2 separate regions of the Homo sapiens genome follow, and region 2 is linked to region 1. A link is a loop called in an ENCODE intact Hi-C map of the cell type or tissue named here. Cell type or tissue: B cell. All regions are shown on one strand. Links, peaks and the distances in the headings refer to the core of each region. The heading gives the core; the rest is flanking DNA. Region 1 has its middle 140 kb from the start of PRDM13. Region 2 overlaps USP45 (ubiquitin specific peptidase 45).

Evidence for each region. A loop is a pair of places that touch in the nucleus more often than their neighbours do. Peaks named below come from ENCODE experiments on the same cell type or tissue, not always from the same donor. Only the 100,000 strongest peaks of a DNase experiment are listed, where the experiment ranks them.
Region 2: it touches region 1 in a loop (16-fold over the local background); 5 of 110 quality-filtered maps call a loop at or near these places.

The regions. Positions count from the first base shown.
Region 1 is chr6:99,741,208-99,753,900 of GRCh38, forward strand. No RefSeq gene overlaps it. Among named protein-coding and RNA genes, the nearest start is that of PRDM13, 140 kb to the left of the region's middle. In B cell, for the core only: CTCF peaks have their summits at 5,252 (motif pointing left) and 5,272 (motif pointing left); a DNase peak (open chromatin) is centred at 5,274; H3K27me3 peaks cover 225 bases.
Region 2 is chr6:99,428,832-99,441,524 of GRCh38, forward strand. It overlaps USP45 (ubiquitin specific peptidase 45), which reads right to left. Exons shown (of 18, transcript NM_001346022.3): 16 at 10,938-11,024; 17 at 8,415-8,568; 18 at 3,494-7,015. The coding sequence ends at 6,885. It overlaps PNISR-AS1 (PNISR antisense RNA 1), which reads left to right. Exons shown (of 3, transcript NR_125843.1): 3 at 1,882-2,484. Among named protein-coding and RNA genes, the nearest start is that of PNISR, 9.9 kb to the left of the region's middle. In B cell, for the core only: CTCF peaks have their summits at 6,315 (motif pointing right) and 6,515; a DNase peak (open chromatin) is centred at 6,290.

The DNA.
Region 1 (12,693 bases), core at 1,698-9,697:
ACAGTTTTATTAAAATGAATCAGATAATGATAATGATGATGATTAATATTTATTAAAATATTTTATTAAAATTAAAAGTTTTATTAAAATAAGATAATGATAATGATTAAATAATATTAAATAAGTGCCTAATAAATATTAAATTATTTCCCAAAGACTATAAAATTCCCTTTCTTCTGATAACATACTTCTGTATCTCCTGCTTAGATTTACTGATTTTCCTGACTGCAGCAGAGTAAAGATACTCAATTCTGGCTGCATTTTTAAAATAAAGACTGAAGAAGTTTCATTCATCTGATTGAAAAATTCTTTTTCATTTCAAGTGGAAAAATAAATTAAACTTTAAGGAAATAAGGCTTATTTTTTCTTTATACACAACTTAAAAATTATTTCATTTGAAAGTTAACACATAGCTTTTCCTCTACTTCTTCTTTCTTTTTATGAAAAATTCAGTACTAAACCTTTTATGTGGAGCACAGCAAGGAAGGCATTATAGGTGTGGGGCAGGGGCAGCCTGGCATGGGAATTAGAGCCCGGGAAGGGTGGGAAGAGCATCCCCTCAAAGGAAGAGCCTGGCACGTGATGTCAGAGCCAGATCCAAGCCCTCAGCTTACCAAATAATTTCAAGAATTTAACTGAGATGGTGCAGCCTTGTACTATGTGTGGGACAATATTCCATCTCTGTTTTGTGAAGTTCTATGTATTTTTTGTCCTGAATGCGTGTAACCAATGAATGTTTTCAGTAGAGGACGCCATCCGTGTCATGCCATACCTATGTACTGAGAAAGTTGGCTGCAGTTGAGTTCTTGCCTGCAAATACTGTGTGCAATGGTAGAGCCATGGCACTACCTCATGGATGGCCTAGAACAGGTGTATTGTGTTCCTGGGTAGGAAAAAGCAAGCCACGGCTGTGAGTCTGGTGAAATAGGCACTGAGCAGAACATATTAGCCAAATCTGTGGATGTGAAGTATCTACTATTTGCTTACTGCGTGGTGTCAGTAATTCCAACACTATTGAGTATAAAGACCTTAATGGGTGATGCCTTGGCAATAAGGTTGTGATAATTCACCATGAGATGCCTTTTGTTCTTTCCCCAGTTGTAAGAATAGGCCAAATTGGGTTGTTGTATTATTGAGAAATGGAGAAGCAGTGGGGATAGTCACATCTTCTCTAAATAGGTCTTGAATAATGGGTTTCAATCTTTGAAGGCCCTGTTTTAATTTATACTGGGCCCTAGTAACTTTTAACCAGAGATAGTGGGGAGGTTCATGGGCCCCCTTTTTATCAAGCATTTCATAAGTGCCAAAAGACTTAATTAAATTTTAATTTATTACTCATTGGGTCAGAGTTTCCATGCCCATCATGGGATATTTTATAGCAATGGGGGCTATGACTATGTGGAATTTAGGTTAAGGTGAGGCATACCTGTTTGTCTTCTAGTTTATGTTCAGTGACTCCCCTAAGATTATAGAAGATAATCTTGTTTAAATTCATGGGATCCCCAGGTAAAACTGTAATTTGAGCTCCAGTGTTGATTAAGACCATGAAGTTTTGCCACTTGGTGCATCTCAGCAGATATTAAAGTTAATTCAGAACCTATATTATGAGGCGCAAAAGCCAGTCAGTCTCCTTTTATTTTCTTGTTGTATAAATTCTTTTAATACATTTTGTATTCCCAATTGGGACCAAATTAATTGTAGTGGTTCTAATTGTGGACCTTTGTTTCAGGTTTTTGTTTCTCCCACTTGTGTCTCCCTCCGTCCCTTTCTCTCTCTCTCTCTCTTTTATTACTGGATATATTTTGGTGGGAGAGGTGGATCCCCTCTCCCTGCTTATATTTACTGTATAAGTTTCTTCTTTCAGAGTATCAAATTAGTTTTCTCAGGATTAGGGGCTGCCCATGGATGTGGTTGCATTTTTGGATTAAGGCCCCTGGATTAAGTTGGGTTTGAATGAACTCTATGACTGTGCCATGGGTACCACGGGTGATTTTCCTGTAACCATGAGGATCAGGATCATTTTAACAATAAAGGCATAGGCAGTAGTAGCATAAAGACATTTTGTAGGGTCCTGGTGAGCCAGCCATTTTTGAAAGTGTGACCTCAGCATGCCTCATGATGACTGCTCTTTCTCCACACAGTGAAGATGCAGTGGACCCATATATTGCACAGGTAATTGGTCTTTTCCTGGAAGCCTCTATAGAGTAGGAGACAACAGTGGGTTGAGACACACAACCAAAGGTCATAGGGTAATAGTTGTTTTCCAGAGTCTAATGTCAGTCATGGCTTATGCTGGAATCAAGTCAGAGTATTTAAACTGAGATGTACATATAAGTGAAGCCAAGACGTATGACCCAGGGCCACTCTAATGAGGGCCCTAGTCCCATGCTCTGTCCCCAAATGCCAATTATAGAAATTTCTGACTTAGATTGGTTGAATCTAGAACAGACTCTGTAGGACTCAGCAAATGCAAGATGAAGCAGCACAGCCAGTTAGCAAGCTAAAGCAAGAGAAGAAAGACACCCTTATGGTAGTGGTCATTACTCAGACACACTGCTCACAGCACCAATTAATGTTACCCTCCAGAGGTGGGATGGACACCTGCCTTCCCTCTGCCTCTTTGGATGTCAAGAATGATGACATCACACATGCATCAAGAGAGCACGTAAAGATTTATTGCTCATATAATGAAGCTTTTTGGAAGATTAGGGCAGGCTCTTAGGCAGGTCCAAAAATGGCTTGAGAGTGCAGGGAAAGGAGACTGGTTTGTGGTTTATTGTGGTTAAAGGTTAGGGCTGAGGTGAAGGTTCCCACATGTGGGTTGGGGCTTGCGTTGTTTGAACATCCCACCAGTACCAAAAGAGGGAGTTTATCAGCTTACCCAAAAGTAGACTGGAAGGGGAAGAGAGTGTCCTGGAGCTTGAAAACTCTCTGTAGACAAACATCAAAAATTATAGATACAACCACAATTGGAAAGATAGATTTACAAGGAAACATTATATATGACCCTAAGACAATGATTTTGAAAAACTAGAGAAAATGAATTATTTCCTAGGAAAACACTAGTATTGATTCCCCACAAAATATAAAATCATGATGGACCAATCACTGTAGAAGAGATCAGAAAAGTAAAGATCTATCATTACAAAGGCACCAAGCCCAGATAGTTTTACTACTAAGGACTAGCCAACTTGTAAAGATCAGTTAACTCCTAGATGAAACTAATCTAGAATTATAAGATGACAAAAATTACATAAATGCAAAGTCATTGAAGAAAAGGTTACTACCAACCTAATCCAGCAGGATAGTAAAAGAAAAATCACTTCATAGAGTTTATTTCAGGAATCAAAGAATGGTTCAAGATTAGAAATCTAGCAATAGAAATATCCATACTAATGAATTAAAGGAGAGAAACCATCTAATTATTTCAAGTTACTTCAAATATGATAAAATTTAGTAGTTACTCCTTATAAAAACTCTAGGAGTGGATGAAAATAACTGAAACACAGTAGAGATGAATTACCCACAGTCAATAAAAACTACATTAATTGGTGAAATACTTGTGGGCACTTCTATTAGTAATTAAACACTAAATTACTTAGTAATTAGTGCTTGTTTAGAATTCACATTTCTGGTCCCTGGTCCCACCCTTGAGGTTCTTAATCAGAAGGTCTCCAACAGAACAGAGCTCAGTTTTCAAGTAACACTATTACATAGCATTGACTTAAAGATTCTTTATTCTTTAAATCTGCCACTCACAGTATTCTTTCAAGATTAGACACGAATTGGTAATTATTACAGATGACAGCCACTAATGCCAGATTCTTAAGTGGGAAAATGTGAGATGTTAGGTCTCTCTCTCTCTCTTTTTTTTTTTTTTTTTGAGGCAGGTCTTGCTTTGTCATCCAGGCTGGCATGCCGTGGCGTGATCACAGGGTTCACTGCAGCCTCGACCTCCCAGGTTGAAACAAATCCTCCCACCTCAGCCTCCTGAGTAGCACATGCCACCATGCCCAGCTAATTTTATTTTTTGAAGAGATAGGATCTTCCTATATTGCCCAGGCTGGTCTCGAGCTCCTGGGCTCAAGCGATCCTTCTGTCTTGGCCTCCCAAAGTGCTGAGATTACAGGCATGAGCCACTGTGCCTGGCCTGAGATGTTAGGTCTTTATGGGAGAAGCCAAGATGGAGGCGAGATTCGATAGGTCATGAACAAAGACAGAGCAGGTGGATGCTGCGTAGGGTGCAGGAGAATTATGGTCCAGGAGGCAAGTGGGAAGGGATGGCTTTGTGTGGACAAAAAGTAGAGAAATGCAAGAAATACATAGGACAATTTTTAGAAGTCCAATTCAAGAGTCAGAATGGTGGATAGATGACAAAAGGTGGTTGGTACAGCTCTTTTTGCTTCAGGAGTGAATGGTTTGACAAACTTCTTTAAAAATCGTTAAGTTTATCATAGTCGATGCAAATAGTAAATTCATTGCAGTCCAGGGGCTTCTGCTTGGCAATAAATTCCTCTAAAGTTATTTTTGAAGGGATGAGTCTTTGAGCTGTTGCCAAGGCTAGAAACAGTTTCCACTCTTGCTTTGATATCTTTAATGTGCTGACATTCGAATACAATATTTCAGATATGTGGAGAATGCAGGAAGGGATGGGCTGGGTATTGTGGTCACAGGAGTGACTGGATTGGAGCTGATGATACAAATGTGCCACTTCTTTGGGGATTCATGCTTTAGAGCAGTGTTTCTCATGATCCTGCTGTATTAGAACAACCTTAGATATTTCTTGAAAATTGAGCTCTGTTCTGTTGCAGACATTCTCATTAAGAATCTCAAGGGTGGGAGCAGGGACTGGAAATGTGAATTCTAAACAAGTTTCTCAGGTGTGTGTCCTAAGCACCCTCAAGCTTGAGATACTAGGAGAGATAAACAGCAGAGCAAATGTGCTCAGAGTGTTTTTTGTTTAAAATCTTGCTCCTTCACATTGTCTTTTTATTATGCTTTTATGTGATGTGTCTTTTATTCATAAAACACTTTTTATTTTATTATTATTTTTTAATACAGAGTGTCACCATGTTGCCCAGGCTGGTATCTGGCTCCTGAGCTCAAGCTCAGCCTCCCAAGGTGCTAGAATTATAGGCGTGAGCCACCGTGCCCAGCCACAATCTATTTTTGATGATAACAAGGAGTCCAGTTGTGTAATGTTCTTAGTCTGGTATCAAATTTGAAGACATGACTTGTAAACATTTGGCTACTCGACCCACACTGCCATCTAGTGAAATTTGTGTAAATTACAGCCAGCTGTAGCACAAGTACTTTAGCGTTGGGGAGTTTAGGGCTAGGCAATTCATGTATGATGCAAATGAATACACTTTCTGAATAGATGTCCTTTCACAGTGATTAGTCTCACTGTCAGGGGACCACGGCTATTACATTACAACGTTGCTTTGTAAGTATTTAGAATTTATTTGTTGGCTTTTTTCCCCCTTACATATTTTGTATCTGTCTGTTTGTCCATCCTAGTGGAGTTAGTTATAATTTGTTCAGAACATTATGAATAAGAACCCTAAGTACTTTCTAAAAATTTTACCTTTAATAAGTATGAGTTTTCATTGAAGTCAAAGACATTTTGTGAATAATTCTTTAAATACTTTTTGTTAATTTAAAGGGAAAAAAGGAAAAAAAACCCTCATATTAGGACATTTTTGAGAGAATACATACTAGATTTTAAAAAAATTGAAGCATATGAATTAATATTAGCATTTACATATTGTATAAGAAACATATACGTTTTAATAAAATTTACTATACTCTTACAATATTAGTATCAATCTGAAAATCTTCTAATATATGTTAGTAGTAAGTTGAATAAGATATTGAAATATTACAGATCCATAAGCTTAATATTATCTTGTGGTTCATGAGTAAAAACAATTATAGTTATTATTTAAGCTTTGTGAAAATATTCATGTGTATGGTTACATAGTCATATTTACGTATACATAATTATCTTATTACTGTCAAAGTATATGTAATGAAATCACAAATGTACTTCATTACTCTTACATAATTGCAGGTTCAGATATATAGTAACAAAAGTATTTAAGTTTTATAGATAATAAAGTATAATACAATCTTTTTCATAAGACATTTAGACCTAATAGAGATTGCTTTAATGATAGCTTATATTAAGATCTTCAGGTGTGGTGGCTCAAACCTGTAGTCCCAAAACTTTGGGAGGCCGAGGCCAGGGGATCACTTGAGCCAAGACCAGCCTGGGAAAAATAGTGAAACCTCATCTCTACAAAAGATACAGAAATTAGCCGGGTGTGGTGGTGCATGCCTTTAGTTCCAGCTACTAAGGAGGCTGAGGTGGGAGGATCGCTTGAGCCTGGGAGGCCAAGGTTGCAGGGAGTGGTGATGGTACCATTGCACTCCATTCAACCTTGGGCGACAGAATGAGACTTTGTCTCAGAAAAAAAAAATCTGGCTGTGATTAGGTTAACATCAAAAAAGTTCTGGACAAGAAAAAAGGGGTAAAGAGTCTTAACAGGGGTAATGGGATGAATGGTTCTCACTTCTTTATTTCCTTAAAATAGCTGAAATCCCAGGAATTGTATTGTTTTTTCTGATTTTAAAAGGATCACACACTGATGACTTTGTTTTGCTCCCTAGGTTTCCTGACACCTTGAAGATCACTTGGCACATTGTATGTGCTAAATAAATATTAGCTGATGAACCCGGGAGGCGGAGGTTGCAGTGAGCTGAGATCGCGCCACTGCACTCCAGCCAGGGCGACAGAGTGAGACTCCATCTCAAAAATAAATAAATAAATAAATGGATAAATAGTAAAAATATTTAGCTGAATGCATAAACGAATCATAAATGTTCAATATAGAGTGACTCCCTACTTTAATACTGTAGAGATAATCACTGTTAACAATTTGCTGTATATTTCTCTAAATTTTTAAATGCATACGTTAACCTGTATATTATCTTAGAAAAAAAGACTACATTCTATATACTTTTGCAACATTGTCTTTCGCTTAGCAATATCTATGCCAGTAGTAATATCTATATTTACCTCACTTATTGGACATATAGTATTTAATTATATGAAGATGAATAAGTCATCACATATCTAGTCAGCCTTCCTCTGGGATATTTGGTTTACTTCTGGTGTTTTTTATCTCCAAATATAAGCTATGGTGTAACAAACATCTGAGTAAATGTATTTCCATGTACAAAAATCTGTGTGTACAGTTGACCCTTGAACAATGTGGGAGTTAGGAATGCTGATCATCGTCCCCAACCCCGGGTCCCTATGCAGTAGAAAATTCATGTATACCTTTTGACTTCCCAAAAACTTAACTAATGGCCTACTGTTGACTGGAAGCTTTGCTGATAACAGAAACTGTCATTAACACATATTTTGCATGTTGTAGGTATCATCTACTGTACTCTCACAATAAACTAGTGAAAAGAAAATATTAAGAAAATCATAGAGATGAGAAAATATGTTTACTATTCATTAAGTGGAAGTGGATCAGCATAAAGGTCTTCATCCTTATTTTCTTCATGTTGAGTAGGCTGAGGAGGAAGAGAAGGAGGAGAAAGAACTGTTGGTCTTGCTGTCTTGTGGTGGCAGAGGTAGAAGAAAATTCCAGTATAGGTTGACTTGTGCAGTTCAAACCTGAGTTGTTCAAGGGTCAACCGTGTATATGTGTGTTTGTGTGTGTGTGTGTGTATAGATATATGAATATATATGCTATTGTTCAACTAGAGGACATATTCATGAAAGTGGAATTGCTGAGTCAAAGGGAATGTCCATTAAAATTGCTAAATATTGCTAAACTTCCCTCCGAAAGTATGTTAACAGTACAGGAATCCCTTTCCTCCAACACTTTTGTCAAAAGCAAATATAAATTTATCTTAATTGACATAGAAATGAATGGAATGATTATGATTATGATTATGATGAATGACATTTCTAATCTGAATATTCTGTGTTAAGAAAAAAATATCTGATGAGAAGGTGCTTAGCCTACTTTATAGGGATTTATGAAAATAATTTTTCCATGGTGGACTAGCTTTTAAATTTATACTGTGATTAAAGTTCCTTATTATCAAAGTTTTTGGTTGTTCAAGTTTAAACTAATGTAAGTTTGAAAACTCCAAATTATAAAATAATTTGTGGGGCTCACGTTGTTTCAAAGATTACAGTAATTTATTTTGCACATCACTTTTGAAAACCTAAACCTCTCAGTATAAACATAATAACTTTGTAAATAATGTTTAGTTGATCCTTAAGTAGACTATGTAATTTCATGGAGAAAAGTTTTGCATTTTATGAAAATAGAGTAATCATTAAGTAGAAAGGCATCAGTCTCACTTTGCAACCTTATTAAATATCAGTTACGACAGGAACACTTATACTTATTTCTGCTGCTAATTTTTCTAAACATTGGACAAATATATTAAATTGTAAGAAAAAAGGACAGATAAAGTAAGACTTTTTTGGTGTGCTTATTTTCTTGGCCTTGCAGTTTGGTGAGAAGGCGACTGGAATATTTGCATGTTGTATTGCATAATGAGACCAACACAAAATGATTGCAGCTCATGTAAAAGACAGGGTGGCATGTTTTCAGTTTTAATGGGGACACTCAGAAAAGTTCCAATTCTTCCTGACATTTCTTATAGCCAAATAAACGTGGTCTAGGTTGGAGTGTCTATTATGAAAATAAGAGGAGAGCAAGTCAATTATATTTCAATGACTGAATAGCCAGGGGTCCTCATTAAAATGATCAGAAAGATTGCAGTGTTGCTCTCCTCTGTGTAGCCACTGATTAAGTTGTATAAGAATGACATGGCCTTTTGGGGAGCAAGCCAGAGGATGTCTTAGTATCTGGAGCCAGAAATTGTTGACCCTTTTGAGAGAGAAATGTGTGCTACCTTAAAACAGAAAAATATTTTTTCTCTTATTGGATGATGAACTTTGGAATTAGGTATATGAAATTAGTTACGGCTATTGTATAGAAGCTTTAATTTGTGCTATGCTGTAAGAAAAATGCCCTTGAATAAGATAATGATGAAGATACATCTCTTTACATTTATCTCAGTCAGTTAGATCTATTTCACTAGAGTAACGTCTACAATGCAAGTGAATGAGTGTGTTTAAGAAATAGTTTACAAATTCACTACTATTCTTTTCCTTTTAAAATTTCTACTTATCTGTTTGTGTGTATGTGTGTTGGGGGAGGAGATAAAAGTCTTCTGAGGAAAATTATCATTGTTCTTCCTTTTGGACTCACATGCAAAGAGACAATACAGTTTAATATTGTTTTATATAGCAATACAGCTTAAGAAGATCAAACCCATTGCTTAAGAGAACAGCTTGACTTTCATATTTTTTTAACAGGTGAAAATAAAAGCGCCAGATTCTGCAAGGTCTCTGTAGTCAAGATTCCTATGCAACCAAACTCCTCAGTAGGCATCTCGTACATGTTAAGATCGGAAGGCCCGAGAGCCTTCAGTAAGTGGAACTTTTAATACTATATATATATATTTTTTAATGAGAAAAGGCTTACAAAATTTACAACTAGGCTCAAGCTCATTTTATAAAGCAACTGAGTTTTTAGTTTTCTCATAGCAATGAAATGAACTATGATTTTGTTTTCTGACATTGTCTATCTTTTTTCAACCCATCAGTTGTATAAATTGTATTTTAATTGATTACCTATGATTTGCCTAACATTTTAAGAGGAAGATGTCAACATTATAACCATAAACAGCACTAAGACCAAAATATATCAACCTCAGTTGATGTGTTTCAAATAAGTAAAACAAAATTCCATTTAATAGTCACATTAGTTAAAATAATTATTCCAAGATTTCTTTTTGTGCATGTGGTTATACAAACTCTTCTTTTCTCTCTTTCTTTTTTCTAGCTTGACTCTTTAACCCAGTAAAAATACTAAAACCCATTTATTAATCTAGTTGTGGAACAAAAAGGAGAACTGTAGCCAAATTTTATTCTCAATCAGGCTTCATAACATCATTTATAATTAAAATTACCTAATATAAATGTTCTATATTTAATATTATGTTATGAATATCATCATTCCTTATGATGGAGTTGGGGTGGGCAGTTACACATTTCAAGTGATTTAAATGTTTTTAGATTGATTTTCCTGATACTAGTCAATGAAAGTGCAAGTCAGGAATCTTTAATGTTGTAGTGTTATAATTTCACCTTTACTAAATAACCACACTGCAGAGTTGACTGCACTATCAAGCAGGTTTCAAAATAACAGTTTGAGAAAAACAGGGTTATCATGATGCCTTTTTTTTTTCCCCCGGTGGCTATTCTGACATGCAATTCACTGTGAAAGAAAGAATATAATGGGTTGCCGCCTGGATTAAAGGAACCCAATTATGTGCCTCTCAAATACACCACAGAGTTTAGCAGTGCCCAGATTTTATAATAGTATCATTCTGCCCTGTAGTTTTCATCTAATTTATGAAAAATAAATTAGATGAAAATTTGCAAAATGTGTATCCTTTCTGTATTCAAAGGGAATAAAATGTCTATATAAAGCATTAAAGTAGGTTTTCATTTTTATATCTACGTTAAACAGGATCTCGCATGGTATGCAACATCATGTGAGTAAAGGTAAGAGACATGATTTAGTGTTAGACCAGTGCCAGTGTTCACTAGGAAATGTGAGAACTGCCTGGAGAACATATGGGAGAGAGAGATTAGGGAAGTATGTAGCTCCATCACAAAACAACAGCATTTCAGGGGGATAAAATAATACGATGCAGTAACTGTGAATGCATGCATGTTTAGACATTGTAAATATTGTTATGTTGCATTGGTGATGGTTTGTAATCATTGCTGTCTTGTTTACTGCTCCTTTGAGTCATTTTTCCCTTTCAAGCCTACTGTTAGGGATTCTAGTACTCAAAAGTGTGCTGTGGACATCAAAAGGTTGAGAGGCATTGCTCCATGCTATAATTCATTTTCAAGAATAAAAACCAGTTTGAGGGAGAAGGGTTCTTTCATAATGATATAATCAAATAAGTTTTGGAAACAAATAAGTTAAATAGATTTCTGAATTGTGGGATTTCTTAAAGTTTTAAATTTTCTAATGAGCATTTTTATTCTGGGTAAGACATTTAGATTTTCTGAAACATATTTAGCCTTGGATTCCTTTTCTTTTTCTTTTTTCTTTTTTAAGGAACAAGTAGTTTTTGGTATGCAGTTTGGGAGGCTGAAGTGGGCGGGTCAGGAGTTCGAGGCCAGCTTGACCAACATGGTGAAACCCCATCTCTACTAAAAATACAAAAACTAGCTGGGCGTGGTGGTGTGCACCTATAAGCCCAGCTACTCAGGAGGCTGAGGCAGGAGAATCACTTGAACCCAGGAGGTGGAGGCTGCAGTGAGCTGAGATCACACCACTGCATTCCAGCCTGGGCGACAGAGCGAGACTCTGTCTAAAAAAAAAAAAAAAAAGTATCATTAAGTTTATTATCTCAAGTATTTTCAAGTATTTTTAACTGTGTTATTCAGTAGCGTGAAGTATATTTACATAGTTGGAAAGCAGATCTCCAGGACTTTTTCATGTTGCAGAACTGAAGCTCTATACCCATTAAAAATCACTCCTCATTCCCTTCTTCCCAGCTTCTGGTGCCTGGGAAGATTTTTAAACAATACATATCCCAGAGCTTCTCACCTCCAGAGATTCTGATTTAAGTTTTCTGAGGATAAATGTTTTTAAAGATCTTCAGGTAATTCTACTGTACAGCTGGATTTGAGAATGGTTGAATATCACGCTTTTTGTGTGTTTATTTGATTTAATCAAACACACTTATTAAGAGCTGGGGGCTGGGGCTAGAGCAATATATGAGCTACAATCCTTGCTGTCTGGGAACACAGTCCACAGAGGGGACAGACTAGAAGGCAATCAGTATACCTGGTGAGAACTGCCATGGTGGAGCAGTGAATTGGGACCCCAGGTAGCAATGAGGAGGGAGTGACTATCCAGAACAATTTCTCACTGAGCTAATGTTTTGAATAGCCTGGTACTGAATACTGGCAGAGCCTAGAGATGGAATTTAATATACCAGAGCCACTGTACAATTTTAATTCTGAGATGAAGGAAGACTATATTTACAAATAGACTGTATTTACAAATATACTTTGGACACATGTTTTTGACACTAAGTGTTAGACACTCATGGCATTTTCTACTCCTGATACTTTTGTAGGCTTTCTATATATGTGGTTGTTCACTTCTTTCTCAAATTTAAAAACACTTAAATTTTTTATTATTCTTAACGAATTATTCCAACATATACCAATAAGTTCAATTCCATGCTAAGAAATAAACTATGGATATGATTACTAAGTTGAATGAAAACTTACTTGTCTTTGATACAGTTTCTTGAGTTATATAGGTGTTGAAATTGGAAAAAAGGAAGTACTATTCTAACTTAATCTAAAATTTTAATTATCTGTTTTTCCTTTTAATACCTTACTTGGCTTTTAAAGGTAGTATCATATTTCTCTCCAAATGTTAAAGATTTAAAATTTAGGGATAATTTACAACATATGAAATTATGTCCCAAATGTTCTCACTGGGAAACTAATTTATACCATAAAAAGGGGCCATAACTATCTCAAAACAACTCAAT
Region 2 (12,693 bases), core at 2,880-10,879, 310 kb before region 1:
CACATCATTACAAATTACAACTTTTTTTTTTTTTTTTTTTGAGATGGAGTCTCACTCTGTTGCCAGGCTGGAGTGCAGTGGCGTGATCTTGGCTCACTGCAACCTCTGCCTCCTGGGTTCAAGCGATTCTCCTGCCTCAGCCTCCCAAGTAGCTGGGACTATAGGCGCATGCCACCACGCCCCGCTAATTTTTGTATTTTTAGTAGAGAAAGAGTTTCACCATGTTGGCCAGGATGGTCTCGATCTCTTGACCTCATGATCTGCCCACTTCAGCCTCTCAAAGTGCTGGGATTACAGGTGTGAGCCACCGCACCCAGCCTACTCTTTGATTCTTAATATAGTTACTTAAGCATTTCCTAGATAGTAGTGAATCTGGCATAATGAAATACGAGGGTATAAAATAATACTTTAGTTATTTAACAATAGATCCCATTGGGCTTTATGCAGGTATTGTCCATTTAGGCCAGGTTGGAGAAAGTAAGGTAAACTTATGTTCAATGACTGCCTGTTCTTACCTAAAATCTTTTGTGATTCAAACTTGTGGGGAAAAGCAAGAGAGATCAGATTGTCACTGTGTCTGTGTAGAAAGTAGAAGACATGGGAGACTCCATTTTGTTCTGTACTAAGAAAAATTATTCTGCCTTGAGATTCTGTTAATCCATAACCTTACCCCCAACCCCGTGCTCTCTGAAACATGTGCTGTGTCAACTCAGAGTTAAATGGATTAAGGGCGGTGCAAGATGTGCTTTGTTAAACAGATGCTTGAAGGCAGCACGCTCCTTAAGAGTCATCACCACTCCCTAATCTCAAGTACCCAGGGACACAAAAACTGCGGAAGGCCGCAGGGACCTCTGCCTAGGAAAGCCAGGTATTGTCCAAGGTTTCTCCCCATGTGATAGTCTGAAATATGGCCTCGTGGGAGGGGAAAGACCTGACCGTCCCCCAGCCCGACACCCGTAAAGGGTCTGTGCTGAGGAGGATTAGTATAAGAGGAAGGCATGCCTCTTGCAGTTGAGACAAGAGGAAGGCATCTGTCTCCTGCCCGTCCCTGGGCAATGGAATGTCTCAGTATAAAACCCGATTGTACGTTCTATCTACTGAGATAGGGAAAAACCGCCTTAGGGCTGGAGGTGGGACATGTGGGCAGCAATACTGCTTTGTAAAGCATTGAGATGTTTACGTGTATGCATATCTAAAAGCACAGCACTTAATCCTTTACCTTGTCTATGATGCAAAGACCTTTGTTCACGTGTTTGTCTGCTGACCCTCTCCCCACAATTGTCTTGTGACCCTGACACATCCCCCTCTCGGAGAAACACCCACGAATGATGAATAAATACTAAGGGAACTCAGAGGCTGGCGGGATCCTCCATATGCTGAATGCTGGTTCCCCGGGTCCCCTTATTTCTTTGTCTCTGTGTCTTTTTCTTTCCTAAGTCTCTCGTCCCACCTTACGAGAAACACCCACAGGTGTGGAGGGGCAACCCACCCCTTCAAATCTATCTACAGATGAGAAGCCTACTAAAATTTTAAGAATTGTATTAAAAACACACACAAACCTTGGCTACAACAACTTGTGGCTATTCCAAATTAAGAGAAATTACAGTCCCTAGTCATCTAAGAAATGGTCTCAAAAAAGCTGTGCAACTCCCAAAGTTGGCATATATATCCCTCAGTAGCTGTTCAGATGTAGCCATGAAGATTAAAAAAAAAAAAAAAAAACAACAACAAAACTTTCCCAGAGGTTGGACTCTAGAGTCACGGAGAACAATATACAAGGGAATTCTTCCTAGGAGATAGAAAAGAACCCTAATCATGAATATACCCCATACCTAGACTTAGGGATCCTAACTGTATCTCCCATTCTTCTTCCCCATTCAGAATGTTTGTTGCAGATACAGTTCCACCACTGTACATTAAGTATGTGGAAAACAGAAGATATCCTTTTGGTTCCTGGGTCTCCAGAACAGTAGGAGCAAACATCCAAATCTGATATAGCACTTCCAGAGAGCCTGGTCTTGGAGGATAAAACTTTACCTTGATGGGACTTTTGGCCCCGGTCCCTTAAGAGTTGGGATTTGGGGTTGTACTGCAGCACAACTCAGCCTATCCTAATACATATGGGAATGCAAACATCTCAGATATTTCTTCTTGGGTGCAATTTAAAATACGTATGAAATGGCTTCAGAAGTGTCCATGAACCTTCAAAATTACATACAAGAATTAGGGAGATACATTTTTCTGGGAACATACAGATGTTAAGACTTCCCTTCTCCGTCTCTATATTGCCAGAAGAGAGGGCCCCAGAATTAAAACCCCATCCTTCCTACAACACTCAGCTTTCTCTTTCAGGAATATCAGTACTAATATCACCATGCCTTTTATCTCTAGGATATCTTCATCCCCTGTACCTTAATTTCTGCATGACTTCATAGGGAGTCCATATTGCTTGATTTTTCTCCATATCATTACCATTGACATAAATTTTCCTTACATTCTTAGAATGTGTATTTCCTCACCTTTTAGATTTCTGGCTCTTATGTTGACTGCTGTATCCCTAGTACCTACCACACAACAGGTATTCAACAAATACTTTTTTTTTTTTGAGACAGTCTCTGTCACCCAGGCTGGAGTGCAGTGGTACTATCTTGGCTCAGTGCAACCTCTGCCTCCCGGGTTCAAGCGATTCTCCTGCCTCAGCCTCCCAAGTAGCAGGGATTACAGGCCTGTGCCACCATGCCCAGCTAATTTTTGTATTTTTAGTAGAGATGGGTTTTTGTCATGTTGGCCAGGCTGGTCTCGAACTCCTGGTCTCAGGTGATTTGCCCACTTTGGCCACCCAAAGTGCTGGGATTACAGGCATGAGCCACTGTGCCTGGCCTAAAAAATACTTACTAAATGACTAAACAAATAAAAGATAGTCTCTAACTTTCATCATAATCTCAAAGAGCTTCATGATCTGGAAGAAGTTTAGACACAAATGGGTAGGCAAAGTATTTCTTAATTGCTGGTGCAAGACCTTACCCTTGTCTTAATAATTATCCTGTCTAAGTAATACACCTTTTAAGAAACCCCTGAAAGGAAGATGATCGTCCTTGGTAGATACTGAAATCTGAGGTAAAGTGGCCCATAAACTGTTTTGAAATAGAGAATTTCTAAAATATGTAGGGTATTTTGAATATAGCTGAGAAAGCTGCTATGAACTGAAGGTTTACGTCCCCTACAACATTCACAAATCCCAAATGTGATGGTATTTGGAGATAGGGCCTTTGAGAAGTGATTAGGTCATGAGGATGGAACCCTCATGAATGGGCTGCATGGAAAAGGACCCACAGAGATGCCTTGTACTTTTCCCATGTGAGGACACAGCAAGAAAGCACTGTCTTTATGAACAGAAGTGGGCCCTCACCAGACCCCAAGTCTGCTGGCACCTTGATCTTGAAGTTCCCAGCTCCCAGAACTGTGAGAAATAAATTTTTGTTAATACACCACATAGTTGATGGTATTTTATTATAGCAGCCTGAGTGGACTAAGACATAAGCAAATGCATTGTTGATAAAACATTCTGTCAATAACGTAAACTGTGAAAATTCCAGGACCAATCTTGTAACATGAGATAAATAAGAATATTTATTATGCATGTTTTATACAGTAACACCAAAATAACGCTCAATAAGTTACACAGCTGTTTTCTAGAAACATGGCAAAAGAAAAAAAACAGTAGGAATAATATGTATTACTCAAAATTGAAAATATGGTCATCTTTTAAACATTTGAATTCATGATTTCTACGTAAACAAAAACATCATAAATATCTAGAAATAATCTTTTTTAACAATGCACTAGATACTATCTAAAGGCTCAATTTTATTGCACATATTTGGTTTAGGCTTATTTGATCAATACATGCAGAAAAATAAATTACAAACGTGAATTTTTAAAAGGAATCAGGATGTCATTTTGTACTACAAAAATTAGATGAGGGTTGATACATTTCACAGCTTAATCTTCAGAAAATTTTCTTCAGCTATTGCATAAAATCACTGATTAAAATCATCACACATGGAAGCTAAGAACTATTAAATACAGTAAAATAGCTCTGTTGGTACATTTAAAATAAGAGAACAGGCATCAACTATTCTTTGAATTGATACCAACTGTCTTCTTTTTATTTATTTTTGAGACAGGGTCTCACTCCGTCACTCTGCAGGAATGCAGTGGTGTGATCATGGTTCACTGCACCTTGACCTCCTGGGCTCAAGCATCTTCCCCACTCAGCCTCCCAACAGCATGAGCCACCATGCCTGGCTAACAAATTGATACCAACTATCACTCTTCTCAGCTACCTAAAAAGGTGGTCTTCACAAGTTTTAAGAACATTAAATGACAATATTGGCACATAATCAATATTTTATCATTTTATATTTGGAAAAAAACGGGAAGCTGGGGTAAACCAGTTTCTAAATAAAGCTAATGAAACTTTAATTCATTCAAACACTATGGTAGTTATGTTGATGATAAGTAAACATTATTATTTATTTATACTGTTTCCTGAGGTGATCCAGAAACTACTGTTATTATAGTAGACTTGCTACTATATACATTTACTATCCCTGCAAATGTGCTTTGGAAATAATAACAAAAATTTTAAGGTAGACCCATGTGTAATTTAACATGCTTTCTCTGTTACAAAAGCTATCTTTAGGAAATTCTTAAGTATCAAAAATCCAATTTATTCCATTTTCAGAAGACAAGGAAAAAGCACTCATAAACTCTAGGCCATAAAAAAATAGGTTTCATAAGTAGCTCCTTTAACATGAAGAAAATGACAATAAAAATATCTTACTTGCATGTTACTTCTGGAATAATGTCAAAAATCTATGTAGATCTTTCCATTTTAAATGATGTTAAAATAGTGTCAGCACTGTGACTGACTCATAGCAAGTATGGGTATCTATCCAAATATTTGTCTTTGAAACAAGAAACAAGTGACCATCCGATGAAAAGTGCATGCCTCTTAACAGTATCTTTCTGTAAGAAAAATTAGGTGATCTATATTTACATTTGGGCAGTGGGGGGATGAAAACTGCTCTTACCAAGATGGCTGACTTGAATAAAGACAGTCAATATTTTTCAAAAAATTCACTGCTCTGGTACTGAGATCTCCATGATAACAGATTACAGTTAAACAGAAAATGCTGTGAAATACCTTTTACAGAACACAGCCTGACTTTGCAGATTAACTTAAAGATATATTTCTTGATTATTTCACTGTTAAAAATCAAGAAAAACACTACTAACATTTCAACATCTTAAAAATAGAATTTATGCAATGACATTTTTAAGCTCTGCATTTTGTATACTATTACCGTCTTTAATTACAGTTATGTTCATCCATATATCAAAAGGCAGCACTGGTAACCTTGATAACATTATATATGCTTATGTGTTTAAGACAGTCTTGATTAAATATTTCCATACCTTATCTGCAGCCACTATTCTTATCCTTTCTTCCCAGGAGGAGAATGAAGTGGGACTAGGCATTTACCTGGCACTTGCCTGCACTATCATTCATTGGCACTAATGATTAGGATGCTTGAACCATGCAGTTTTGTTTCTATTTCAACAATATGACACTGAAGTAGCCATTATCTTTTGATATTTAAGCCTAAGTAATAGTATATTCTTCATGCCAAGTTTTGACAGCTCAATAATTTGTATTCTAGAGGGGAAAAATGATATTTTTGCTATTATTTAAAAAGAAAATCAAAAATGCCAGCTTAATGCCCCATTAAAAGCTAAATTCACCTGAACTTATTAATGATGCTTGCTGAAGACAAAGTGATTTCAAAACCCCAAAACTGTGTTTAGTATTTACAAGAAGTAGAAAAAGTATATATTTTTCTGTTAAGAATATAATTCTCTATCATTTACAAATATAATTTGGTAATTTATATTTCAAAGCTATCCTATGGTCCTATATGGATTATCAACTTCTAATTGCCAATTCTAAATGTTATAATCATCTATATTGGGCCTTGGCCAACCACCTGCAAGTTATCCTTAACTCCACCATGAAGAGGGTGCAAGAGATATGTTTATGAAATGCCTCAATATAATTCTAGTTTTTCAAAACCTCAAGGTAATAAGCTAACCAGCAGATTATTTGTAAACCCACACTACTGAAATTACAGTGACACCCTTTTATATGGTTGAATTGTATAAAATATGACCAGGGAACTACACCGTATTAGGTGTTACTTCATGAAATTATGTGTTATAGCAGTTTCCTAAATGGTAGTACACATATATACCACTAGATGGCCCTGAGATGATTTTAAGTTAAGTGGTACGTGGATAAACAATTTTTAATAGTTTTACTTTAATATTTATTATAAAAATATAAAAGCACATAAAACACGGAATATGATTGCTCAAAACAAGACTAAGGTTACAAAAGGCTAAAAATATATTTTTTAAAATAACCATGATATAGAATATGTGAGAGTTCAGGAAGGTGGCATTACATTTAGGAATCACTGTCTCAAGGAATGATTTGACTTAGCCAGCATCATTTCTGAATGCTTGTAATAATAAGCCACATCATAAAGGGGTTTCCTTTCCTACTGTAAATTCTGGGAAGTTTTTGTACCCCAGAATAAATACCTGGAAACAAAATTCACATTTATTTTAAGACTATGAATTTTAAAGCATTGAGTAAATTTACTTTAAAAGGGTTCACCAAAATGGTGAAAAAGTTCAGGACCATTTGAGGAACATGCTATTCCTACAGAAGAGGGAAGACTAGAAAGGCACATTATATATTATAGTTATCACTGTGGCATTCAAAAACAAATGACCTAAATAATCATTACCATTAATAGTTATAATACTCTTTCATAGAAAAGAAGGTAGGCTTGTGCACTAAGTGCTCTTGATTCTGGAACCACCTGTAAGTAAGTGTCACTAACATGGACCCACTGGCCTGCTGATTCATTATCAGCCGCTTTCAAACCTAGCAAAACAAAAAGAAGTACAATTTTAAAGTAAGTATGCTTTAGGTTCTTACTCTAAATTACAAACAATAACATATTCATTACAAACTCTATCTAATGCCAAATTTTACCTGAGAAGCCTGTTTTTTCTTGGGTTAAGCATTTTCCAAAAAGAACTTTTTTTTTTTTAAATTATATTTTTAAGTTCTGGAATATCTGTGTAGAATGTGGTTTGTTACATAGGTATACATGTGCCATGGTGGTTTGCTGCACCCATCAACCTGTCATCTACATTACGTATTTCTCCTAATGCTATCCCTCCCCTAGCCCCCCTCCCCCGACAGGCCCAGTGTGTGATGTTCCCCTCCCTGTGTCCATGTGTACTCATTAGAACAAATTCTTTCAAAGCATTAATATTATAGGTATAATTAATAATGCTGTCTGGCCCAGCGCAGTGGCTCATGCCTGTAATCTCAGCACTTGGGGAGGCTGAGGTGGGTGGATCACTTGAGGTCAGGAGTTTGAGACCAACCCAGCCAACATGGTGAAACCCCGTCTCTAATTTAAAAAACAACAGACATTAGCCGGGTGTGGTGGCAGGCGCCTGGAGTCCCAGGTACTTGGGAGGCTGAGGCAGGAGAATCGCTTGAACCCGGAAGGCAGAGGTTGCAGTGAGCCGAGATCCTGCCACTGCAATCCAGCCTGGGTGACAAAGTGAGACCTCATTTCAAAAACAAACAAAAAAAGCAAAGTTAGTTGGATGACCCATAAACAAAGCCAGCAAATTTTCAACTCCAACTCTTCTGACAATCTGATATGGCTTCAAAAACTTTTGGTATTGTTAAATAAAATGCTACTCCACTATAATACACAATGACTCAGTACCTTAAAATACCATGTCATCTCATATGACCTAGAAGGGTACAGTCTTCATAATATTTGAGATTTTCTAGGCACTCCTAGAGGGAATTCTTAAGGTGAATCCAGTTGAGGCTGGGCATGGTGGCTCACACCTGTAATCCCAGCACTTTGGGAGGCCGAGGCGGGCAAATCACTTGAGGTCAGGAGTTTGAGGCCAGCCTGGCCAACACGGCGAAACCCCGTCTCTACTAAAAATATAAAAAATTAGTCACGTGTGGTAGCACGTGCCTGTAATCTCAGCTATTCAGGAGGCTGAGGCATAAGAATCACTTGAACCCAGGAGACAGAGGTTGCAGTGAGCCAAGATCGTGCCACTGCACTCCAGCTTGGATGACTGAGACTCTGTCTCAATCAATCAATCAATCAATCAATTAAGTTAAAATAAAGCAAGCAAGCAAATCCACTAGAGGCATCTATGAAATAATAACTTAGCTCTCCCAGAAAAGGAAGCACATATTCGTTTGTTTTTAAGAATAAAATAAACTTAGGATGGCATACCAGGCACATTTTTCTTTTTAGTGTTATGTTCCGATAATTTCCTGGAGGGTGTTCTCACTTTCACATAAGCAGTGTAGTGGCCTTCTCTCATCGAGCCACTATGTTCCACTATGCCATAGAGACCGTAGAGAACTTTATCTCCCACACTTGCATTCTTTTAAACAAAGAAAAAAACCCAAATTAGTAATATTTGTTAAATACTGTTTTAAGGAAAAGTAAGTAAATGTATATCTGCTTAACATAAGAAAAATGCATAGTAAAACTGAGATACTTTCCATACTTACTAGGCTGGCAAAATGGAAAAACCTTAACAAGGTTCTCTGTTGGCTGATTTGTGGGGAAAAGAGCACTCACACATATTGCACATGGGAATGCAAAGGGTACAATCCCTATGCAGGGATGTTTCTTTTTTTCTCTCTCTCTTTTTCTTGAGATGGAGTCTCGCTCTGTTACCCAGGCTGGAGTGCAATGGTGTGATCTCGGCTCACTGCAACCTCCGCCACCCAGGTTCAAGAAATTCTCCTGCCTCACGTTCCCAAGTAGCTGGGATTACAGGGGTCTGTCACCACGCCCAGCTAATTTTTGTATTTTTAGTAGAAACAGGGTTTTACCTTGTTGGACAGGCTGGTCTCAAACTCTTGACCTCAGGTGATCCACCTGCCTTGGCCTCCCAAAGCGCTGGGATTACAGGCGTAAGCCACTGAGCCTGGCCTATGCAGGGATATTTCATGTTATCAGGCTAAGTTCTGTATGTATTACTCTTGGATTCATTAATCCTTTTTCTAGGATTTGATCCCACAAATACATGAGCAAAATGTCAAAAGACATGTACCACACTATTAATTGCAGGATTATCTGTAATATCAAAACACGAATTAAAATGTCTATAAATTGGGGACTGGTTGAATAAACTATGATGCATCCACACAATAGAGTATTATGCTGCTTGAAAAATGGAGTGTAGACTATCTCTAAATGGTGCTATGGAATAAGCTGTAGGATATAATGTTAAGAGTAAGGCAGAAAAAAGGATACACAGTGTCAGCTACCATTATTTAAGAGGGGAGATGAAAATATACATGCCTGTCTGCTTATATTTAAAAAAAATTATAAAAGAATAAGCCATAATTTTTAAAATGGTTACCTATAAGGGGAAGGAGCAAACAGGTAGAATGTCATGGAGAAAAGCCAGATATCTTTCAATTTACCTTATTTAGGTACATTTGACTTTGGACCTATATAAATATGTTATGTAATTATTAAACAAAATTAAATTTTAAAAGAAATTCCAAAAAGTGAAAATTAAAAATTGCACAAATGAACAATAGATCCAGTCCTTATCTGGATAATAATTGATTTTAAAAATCACATTTATGAGACAATTGAAAATATGAACACTAGGTGATATGACAGAATTATTAAATGATATTGTGGTTATGTTAAAAAGTGTAGAGGGAGCAATTCTTATCTGTTAGAGATACATAGTGAAATATTATGGGTGAAATGATTCCTGATGTTTGCTTCAAAATAATAAAGGAGAAGAAAGTGAATTAGTGTGTGGATAGGGCAGGACTGGCCATGGATGTAAGGTTTTAGGGCTGGGTGCTGGAAGTTCATGGTACTGTTCTATTTGCTTTTGTGTTTATTGGAAATTCTCCGTAATAGGTACTTTTTAAAAATATGTTTTCATAAGTTTAACACAAAGATTGTTAAATTTCATTATTATTTACCACATTATTAAATTCTAGGAATACTGAGTATTAACAATTGACAGATAGTGCTGGTATTCCACAGCAGATACACTGTAATTCAACCAAAAATTGCATTTAAGATGATTTTGTTTTGATTATCAATGTGCTGAAAGTATTAAGTTCAATAAGCATTCTATTACATACTACAAAATCTAGACTTCTAGCCAGTAATCATGAACAGGACAGTATGTTACCCCATAACTGCTTCCTTCAAGGAAGACCAAGTCATCTACTTCATCTACACAATTCTTACATGTAAAATAAGCAATGATAAGCCAGTCTGCTTTCTGTACCTAATTATTAAAGTAGCAGCAGTTTTGAAGTATCACACTCCGCTGACAAGTACACCACTCTCAGTAGTACACATGAAGTGGCACGAAAGACAATTCACTTCTACACTGATTTGCAAAAGATACAGAACTCCGCAAATGGTAAAACTACTACTGATTAAACAGTTCACAAGGAACAATCGAGGACACAAAACCTCCTTCTCTCAGCAACCATCAGCTTCCAGTAGCACTTACAAACAGCTTAGACCTTCATAACCATCATGCCTCATGCCTTACCTTTTCAATTTTCCTTTGTCTCCCAAAGGACAAAAATCATATTCAATGTATTAAGTGTTCCACATATTACTGACTTAATCACTGGCTATTAAAATTCCCTTTCAGAAGAGAAGTTATTTTTTTAGAAAAAGCATTGTCTAATAATATATAGGATACTTTCAAGCATATTAATTTATAAATCAATTAAATATCTTAATATACTGTACCTTACAAGTAGCAGAGCAGAATGGTGCTAAATCGAGCATAAGTGGAAAATCTACATGTCTGTTTACTTTACGAAGACTCAAGCCAGCCTTAAAAAGACCAAAACATTTTTGAAATGCAACAATTAGAAATAAAGCATTGTCTTTGTTAACTAAAACCAAAAGAGAAATTGTAGGACTTAGTTTTTTCATAGATAAAAAATGTGACTAATGTATAGTCTAAAATTAATATGAATAAATTAAAAATTAGGTTTCATAAATTGTTACTGCAAAGATTATTCATTTACATGGGGATTTTTACCACAAACAATAGGGGGAATAGTTACTTTCATTATGGCTTTTCAACACTTATGGAAAAATAAATTCAATATAAAAGCTAAGCTACTGACACATATGCTATCATGAAAATATATTCAACTAAAGAGTAAACAGATTGGTGTTCTAGGCCTAACTCAGTGACTGGTTGTCAACTTGATTCCATATATAAAAGGATGAGATTAGGTCCTTTTCAGTTCTAAAATTCAATTATATTCATTCATTAAAACAAACAACCTGAACACTCAAAACATTTTATCAGTAAAAGTAAATGCTATATATTACATCAATAAAATTGTACTTTTATGTTCTTAAATATGCTCTCTTTTTCTAATTTTCAAAGGCAAACCTTAAAAAGTATATGCTTTGCATTATGTAATGGTAATAAAAACTAGCTAATAAAATATCAAAGGTATTGAGGAGACCCATAAATAGAAATGGACTCTGTTGGAATGAAAAGATACCTAAATCTGAAATGAATGGGTAGACAAAAACGAAAAGGGGCAACCTGTCATGACGTCAATGACTGATCTTTCATTTGCATACTAATCACAAGTTTACTGTAGATCTGTTGCTTTTTTATGGCTTATCTTTCTTTAAAAACAAAAAACCCTTTTTTTTTGCCGAAGTGTATTCACCTACTGATTTGTTTTTTCAAGTGATCTTTAGAAGGCTTGAAAATAGCTGACATGAAATTATGACATCATATCCCAGGAATATTTAATCTACATTCAATTTCTTTGCCTTTTTCATCAGGTGACCTCTATAAGCACCCAATACCAGCACTGTCTGAGATCATTTCAGCTATTGTGTTCTCCTCAATCAGTACTTTGCTGTTGAGAAACTACCCCATCATACAAGAGACTGTGTGAAGGACTTTAATATAAGATGAATCTTTTTTTAGGTGGTAATTTTTGGAAAATATCTAGACTTATATTTGCATATACAGTCTCCTGCCTTTTTCCCTTTAATGAAATGATACACTGCATTTTCCATATTAAAATATAAATTTGATATCCTGCACATTGGACATTTAAGCTAGGCCTTACGTCTGGCATGATCTGAGTGGGGCACACACAAATTTTTGTGTATATCTATTTCCTTGTGGTAGATTCTTAGTCAAGAGTAATTAGCTTTGTTCAAAAATTGTTTTGTTTAAAACATTACTCGGCCGGGCACGGTGGCTCATGCCTGTAATCCAAGCACTTTGGGAGGCCGAGGTGGGTGGATCACCTGAGGTCAGGAGTTCAAGACCAGCCTGACTGACATGGTAAAACCCTGTCTCTACTAAAAATACAAAAATTAGCCAGGTGTGGTGGTGGGTGCCTGTAATCTCAGCTATTCAGGAGGCTGAGGCAGGAGAATCACTTGAACCCAGGAGGCGGAGGTTGCAGTGAGCCGAGATCGCGCCATTGCACTCCAGCCTGGGCGACAAAAGCGAAAC